2 separate regions of the Homo sapiens genome follow, and region 1 is linked to region 2. Evidence: chromatin contacts called from ENCODE Hi-C or POLR2A ChIA-PET data. All regions are on one chromosome and are shown on one strand. The core of a region is the stretch at or near the end of the contact, and the rest is flanking DNA. Distances in the headings are between cores, read along the strand shown. Region 1 has its middle 83 kb from the start of RTN4. Region 2 overlaps SPTBN1 (spectrin beta, non-erythrocytic 1).

Evidence for each region. A loop is a pair of places that touch in the nucleus more often than their neighbours do. ChIA-PET counts read pairs that join two places held with the same protein, here RNA polymerase II (POLR2A). Pooled maps may share reads with other maps.
Region 1: a loop to region 2 is called in a map of naive thymus-derived CD4-positive, alpha-beta T cell, with 2.6 times the contacts of the local background. The contact joins two enhancer-like sites. A Hi-C loop is called at or near these places in 1 of 168 maps with a recorded cell type or tissue (naive thymus-derived CD4-positive, alpha-beta T cell) and 6 of 50 pooled maps. POLR2A ChIA-PET finds 5 or more read pairs at or near these places in 1 of 52 experiments (activated naive CD4-positive, alpha-beta T cell).

What each region holds. Positions count from the first base shown.
Region 1 is chr2:55,131,884-55,135,559 of GRCh38, reverse strand. It overlaps a transcript of RTN4 not described here. Among named protein-coding and RNA genes, the nearest start is that of RTN4, 83 kb to the right of the region's middle. RefSeq lists enhancers at 1,373-1,667, 1,497-1,686, 988-1,900. Within about 2 kb of position 1,644, at least 23 of the 41 ENCODE cell types and tissues checked have a DNase peak (open chromatin) inside an H3K27ac peak, as active enhancers do.
Region 2 is chr2:54,569,685-54,573,340 of GRCh38, reverse strand. The region is part of intron 2 of SPTBN1 (spectrin beta, non-erythrocytic 1); the gene reads right to left. Among named protein-coding and RNA genes, the nearest start is that of SPTBN1-AS1, 13 kb to the right of the region's middle. Within about 2 kb of position 2,205, at least 31 of the 41 ENCODE cell types and tissues checked have a DNase peak (open chromatin) inside an H3K27ac peak, as active enhancers do.

The DNA.
Region 1 (3,676 bases), core at 395-2,894, 560 kb before region 2:
TAAATGTTTTAACACCATATATTGAAAATGTTATCTTTTAAACGTATAATTGAGGCTGGGCATGGTGGCTCACGCCTGTAATCCCAGCACTTTGGGAGGCTGAGGTGGGCAGATCACTTGAGACCAGGAGTTTGAGACCAGCCTGGCCAACATGGTGAAATCCCATCTCTACTAAAAATACAGAAATTGGCCAGGAATGGTGGTGTGCACGTGTAATCGAGCTACTCAGGAGGCTGAGGCCTGAGAATTGCTTGAGCCTGGGAGGCGGAGGTTGCCGTGAGTCAAGATTGAGCCACTGCACTCCAGCCTGGGTGACAGAGCAAGACTCCATCTCAAAAAAAAAAAAAAAAACCAAAAAAACAAACATATAATCAATATAAAAATTACTAGTGAGATTTTAAAACTATTATTTTTGTGCCATCTTTGAAATCTTATGTGCATTAAAAACATTTTTTTAATAGAAATGGAGTCTCACTATGTTGCCCAGGTTGATCTTGAACTCTAGGCCTCAAGTGATCCTTCCCCCTTGGCCTCCCCAAATGGAATTGTAGGTGTGAGCCACCATGCCTGGTGCTATGTGCATTTTACACTTACAGCCCAGCTCACTTCCGACTCACATTTCAAGTGCTCAACAGACACATGTGACAAGTGGCTACTATGTTGGACAGCAGAGATCTAGACCCTCTAGTGAAGCCCCGATCAGAATTGTTTCCTCCTCAGGACTGGGCAAACCCTGAGTAAGTAACTCCTCGCATTTACTTCTGAAGCGGTTTTGAGTTGCCTCAAGAGCCCTTTTCGGTGGGCCCAAAAAGCTTGGGCACTCAGGGGGCTGCAGGTCAGAGGCTGGCTCTGGAGAATTAGATTATAAACCTAGAACTCTGTGTAAGCTCCCACCTCCCGCTTCACCCACCCTTTCTTCTTCCTCATTTAAACTTGAAGAATAATATTCTCTTTGCATATTTGCTTTCTGAGAACAGCTGTTTATGTCAGGAAGCAAACTGCACTTTATTGACTGCATGCAGGAAATTGGTGCTGCTCTGAGCTAAGGTGAATGCCTGCTGGGTGGGCATCAGCCTCTGAGAGATGGAGTGAGTCTGGGGGCTGTCTCTGGACTTTGGACCTGGGGGAGTCTTATTACTGAGTGGCCTTGGACCCCACACAGACCTTCTCCAAGTCTAGGATCTGCTTTCCCATTTCCTCAGCTTCTGTCAAGAGGTCAGGAGGAGTGGGGGGAAGAGGGGAATGCTGATGGTAGTGAGATAGGAGTTCACAAGATACAAATCATAAAGACCCCACAGATAAAACAGGATGCGGTAAAGAGGCAAGTGAAAATCAATCAAAACCCACGTGACCACAAAAGCAATCTCTGGTTGTCCTCTCTGCTCGTTATACACTAATTATAATAAATTAGCATACTAAAGGAAATGCCCACTAGCGACATGACAGTTTACAAAAGCCATGGCAACCGTCTGGAAGTTACCATATATGGTCTGAAAGGGAGAGGAACCCTCAGTTGTGGAAATTCCCCACCCCTTTCCCAGAAAGCTCATGAAAATCCACTCTTTGTTTAGCATGTGATTAAGAAATCACCATCAAAATAGCCAACCAGCAGCCTTTGGGGTTGCTTTGCCTGTGGACTCTCCACCCTTTCATTCCTTTACTTAATAAACTTGCTTTCACTTTGCTCTCTTGGCTCGCTCTTCCTGTTTGGAGCCAAGAACCCACATGACTTCCTGGGCTGAACCCCAATTTTGGGGTTCACCCTGTGACATCTTGACAAGCAGTGGCTTTATCAGCCGTGTGGCTGCTGGGTCTCCTTAGGGGTTATCTGGCAGGGGCTATGTTAAGGACGGTGAGAGCTATTTATGGTTCTGTCACTTAACCAGCTCAGGGTCCCTAACTAAGTTTCCCTTCTTCTCAGGGCCTCAGTTTCTCCCTCCATAGAATGGAGGAATTGGACTAGACACCTCAAGGGTACCTTACAGCCTTGTGAGGAACAGTAGTTCTAACGGAATTGAACTGAACACATACCGGTGTGGGCAGTATCCTGCATAAGGAGGAGGTTACAAGAAATACACATGACACAGTCCTCCCGTATTATTGGGAAGTAGATTTATACCTTTCTGACAATTTTTACAAGTATTTATTGCTTTTGCAAGTAAAAAAAAGGCAGGGAGAGGGAACAAATAAACTGAAAAATAAAAAGTAAACAAGCAAAAGACAACACCGCATTCTCCATGATGTGCTTATTTCACATTGCATGCCTGTATCAACACATCTTATGAACCCCATATATAAATATACTTACTATGTACCCACAAATTTTTTTATTTTTAGTTTTAGTTTTTTGAGACAGAGTCTCAGTCTGCTGCCCAGGTTGTAGTGCTGTGGCGTGATCTCAGCTCACTGGAACCTCTGCTTCCTGGGTTCAAGTGATTCTCCTGCTTCAGCCTCCCAGGTAGCTGGGATTACAGGCACCCACCAGCACACCTGGCTAATTTTTGTATTTTAGTAGAGACACGGTTTCATCATGTTGGTCAGGATGATCTTGAACTCCTGGCTTCAAGTGATCCACCTGCCTCGGCCTCCCAAAGTACAGGATTTACAGGTGTGAGCCACCACACCCGGCCATGTTTTTTAAAAATAATAATAATTAAAAAAAACAACAACAAAACTGGAGAGTGAGAACTAATTCCTAAAATGATCGGTATATTTATTTTTAATTTTCAATTTTTTTTTTTTTTTTGAGAGACGGTCTCACTCTGTGGCCCAGGCTGGAGTGCAGTGGCAAGACCTCGGTTCACTGTAGCCTCCACCTCCCATGCTCAGGTGATTCTCCCTCGTCAGCCTCTCAAGTAGCTAGAATTGCAGGCACATGCACCATCATGCCCGGCTAATTTTTGTATTTTTTGTAGAGACAGGGGTATACCATGTTGCCCAGGCTGGTCTCAAACTCCTGGGCTCAAGCAGCCTGCCTCCCTTGGCCTCCCAAAGTGCTAGGATTATAGGCATGAACCATCACTCTTGCCTTTTAATTTAAAAGGTTTTTTTTTTTTTGAGACAGAGTCTCACTCTGTTGCCCAGGCTGGAGTGCAGTGGCACCATCTTGGCTCACTGCAACCTCTGCCTCTTAAGTTCAAGCAATTCTCCTGCCTCAGACTCCAGAGTACCTGGGATTACAGATGTGTGCCATCACACCCGGCTAATTTTTGTATTTTTAGTAGAGACGGGGTTTCGCCCTGTTGGCCAGGCTGGTCTCAAACTCCTGACCTCAGGTGATTCGCCCGCCTCAGCCTCCCAAAGTGCTGGGATTGCAAGCATGAGCCACTGCGCCTGGCCGAAAAGTTTCAAACACACATAAAAGTGGAGAGCATAGTGTAATGAATCCCCATATTCCCATCACCCAGCTTCAGCAATTAACGTACTGCCATTCTTGTTTCACCGATTTCCTCCAGCTTCTACTTTGTTTTGTTGCCAGTTCTAATGTTTTTAAAGCAAATTTCTGGTGTCACATCATTCCCCCCATAAATACTTGAGCAGATATTTAACACATAAGGACTTCTGATAAAACATGGTATACCATTAGCACAACCAACACAGTTAACAGTAATTGTTAAAATATCATGTAATAAAAAAAGAAATATGTAATAATGTTTTCAGATTTTATTATTTTTTT
Region 2 (3,656 bases), core at 956-3,455:
TAATGCCTGATGATCTGAGGTGGAAGAGTTTCATCACGAAACCAACTCCCCATTTCCTCCACCCTATCTGTGGAAAAATTGTCTTCTACAAAACCAGTCCCTGGTGCCAAAAAGGCTGGGGACCGCTTTACTAAGTGACCTGTGCATCACTTTCCTCTTCCAGAAACATGGAGCAGAACAGCTACTCCTTATAAGCAAAGAGGGAGCAAAGATCAATGACATAATTCACATCTGCAGACAACTATGAGCTCACAGGAAACTGAGGTAAGAAAGGTCATTTCAGAGTCATTTAATGACAACAATGGCTGAGATGAGTATCTGGTGGGGTCTGGGCCCGCCTTCTCATCTGATTCCCAGCACGCTGTGGCAAACACAAAGGCAGTCAGCTTCTAGAGCCCCTTCCCACTCACACTGCTCCTGGGCCGTGGGTCACACTGCTCTAGTGCCCTTCCCTCAACTCCAGCCCTCTCCCTTTCCAAAAACCCATCTGAATTTACTACCCTGATAAAGACTGCAAGTGTATGGTTCTGTAGCCAAGAACTCCTAGTCAAACTGGCTACAGTCAAGCCCACTGCTGAACGAGTATGACTTTTAAAAATTGCTTCCTTGTGTTTCAAGTGAAAAAAATAACATCCCACCTCCAAATTGAAATCATATATGTATATTTGTAGAGGAAAAACAAAGATTTTTTGTAAAGGGGGGCAGAGATTGGGAGGCACAAAGGGCTGGGAAAGTAGTTCATGGGCCAAAAGCAGTTTTCTTTCAGATATGTCTTCAGTTTAAAAGACCAAGTTTGCACATTCGTGTGCTATCTAAGTTTCTGAAGCCCAGCCTCTATTTGCTCAGAGTGTGATTTAACTGCCTGGCTTCTAGCAAAGCATTACTCACACTGTTATCTCTGTAAACAAAGACACTCGCGGTTAGAAAAGCTGTGTTCGTTTTATGGTCACACAACATAAAAATCTGAATAAGCTGCCACACCTAGAAGAATGGATAGATTTCAATTTCCCAGGGTACATTTTTAACATTTTTTTGCTATGTAACCTGATTACATTAGTGTAAATGCATCTTAAAACTTTATCCTGGTCCAAATATTCTTGCCCCATCTCATTCAAAAGAAAGGGGGGAAAAAGACAATGTGATGTCTAATTTCTAGGGGAACTGTTTCTGTCTCCCTAAGTACCTTAGTACCGTGGCTTCCCTCTCCTCTCCTCTTCTCCTCACCAAAGTTTAGTAAATTCCCCAGCACCCAGCAGAGTCCTAGGGAGTATGTGAGAGTCCAACCACAAGAGTTCCCTAAATTTGAGCTTTAAGGGGATGAGGGGAGGTTGTCACTAGGGTCATATTAAACTTCATTTTATCAAAAAAAGTAGATAGGCCCAGCCTAAGCCCTTCCTGGAGTTTTAGTTTAGCCACATCATGGACAAAATTATTTTCATGATGTATTCTTTCATTCAAGACATCATTTATTAAGTGGCTCTTTTCTCAGGGAAGAGGCCCCTGGAAGGAAAACCAGCTAAATCACTTTAAAACATATGCATTACTGCTTATATTACTTTACCTACTCATTCATCCCTTTATTCATGAAACATTTATTTGTATGCCATCCCTAAGAAGGAATACAGAGATACACGCAAACACACTAACACACTATCCTCCTGGGAGTTCACAAATACCCACTGAGTATCAGGTACACAGTAATAGGCAGCCAGCTTCCAGAAGCCCTTTATTTATAGATATGTGTGTGTGTGTGTGTGTGTGTGTATGTGTGTGTGTGTGTGTGTGTGTGTGTGTACATACAATTAGGGAACAGTAATAGGTATCTTCATATATAACTGGGGGACTCACCACCCAGTGTGCCTGGGACTGAGGAAGATTCCCCGGATGTGGAATGTTTGGCACTAAAACCGGAAAACTCCCTGGCAAACGGTGAACTCGTCATCCTCTTAATACAATTATAACATACCTAATTAGGCTTTACAATCACCCCAAGGGCTATTTATTCTTTCCCCCTGAAGAAAATGAGGCTCAGTGAAGTCACTGGTAGAGCTAGGATTTGACTGTTGGTTTATGCAAATCCACGGCCCATGTGTTTCCCACCACCCTTGTTTCTGAAATGAGAGAGAAAACGTCCCACAGCCCTTGACAGGCACGCCAAACCACCACTACAATGTTCTGAGCCACTTCCCTTCCACTGCTCTCCTGACCACCCCCACCACTCTTCACCGCAGACTTCCCACAGCCAGGATTTCATCTGCTTGGCAGTTGTTTGCAGATAGTGTGTAATCTCTCTGTCATTGCAAGACTGAATTGTACAGCAAGTCGTTTAAACCTTTATAGGAATAAACGTCTCCCTCAACAGAAATCAGGGCACCATTTTCAAGCACAAGAAACACACTTTGCACTAGACTTTATTCACATCTCAAATACTATACACTCAAGCTAGCAATCTATAGGAACTCACTGGGATTTAAGAGTTCAACAGACTAGACTTTCAAAGACACGGTAAACTTTAAAGCAGGCCTTCAAAGAATAAAGATAAAAATAAAATAGACCTTCGAAATTTATCTTACTTAAGAAACATAATTCAAAATGTTAAGGTCACATTCCAACAGAATGTTTGGTCTTCTACAATCTTAGCTGTAACCACTGTTGGCACGCCAATTCCACCAAAATCATGTCTATGGTTTGTAGAGAGTTTCAGGCAACATGCACACACACACCTGCAACCAGTCAGTGCTTAAAACAATAGCTCTCACTCCAAAATTCTATCACAGTTGCACTCTTGGTGGAGGGAGGGGGATTCAGCCAAATAAAGATACCACCTATGTAATTTCCTTGCCACCAGCGTAGAACAGAGCCTCCAGACTTTGTATTTATGTTTTGCTCACATTCTTCATGAATAAAGCGTGCCTCAGTGATCCTCAAATTAACTTTCCACTTGCATAATTTCAGCATTAAAAAGGGACTTTAAGGCCAGATCTTTCACAAGGCCTTTGTGAAACCAAATATAGGCCAGCCTGTGTCTCCATGCTACTGTGATTACTGTATTTGCTACTTAAAGGTCTTGTGCCTCTTGAAAATGGGGTTGGGGGAGAGAGAAAGGCTAAGAAGGGCCTTTCAAAGGCAAACACAGTAGAGGCATTCAACACACCCATGGGGGGCAGTTAATATGAGTCTGGCTACAGGAGCGCTCTCTGACAAAGGCGGCTCTCTGACCAAGTGCTGGATGCTCGCTGGCTGCAGCAATAGCTGCTCCAGAGGCTTTTATGAACTTGAGAGAGGAACCAGCATTGTGACCTTCAAACTACATCAAAAGTCACCAGGCCCAAGTGACTGAACCTTCTAATCTTTCTAAAGGGGGGGGGGAATGGTTTCAGTTGGGTGCATTTTCAGGCAAACTAAACACTCTCCCAACATGCTAAAGGAAACCACACCCAGAACAGGTTTGGGGGTGGGGGTGGGAGTTGAGGCACTCAAGTTTACAAGGCTCACCCTGCTGGGCCCTGCCTTGCCATTTAACTAGGATCTGTAATAATCCTATGAGCCCTTATTATGTACCAGGGACTGTGCCAAACACAGTTTCCACACAGAATCTCACCTAATTCTTACAACAATCTCATTACACAGAATTTGTATGACCTTCATCCCATAGA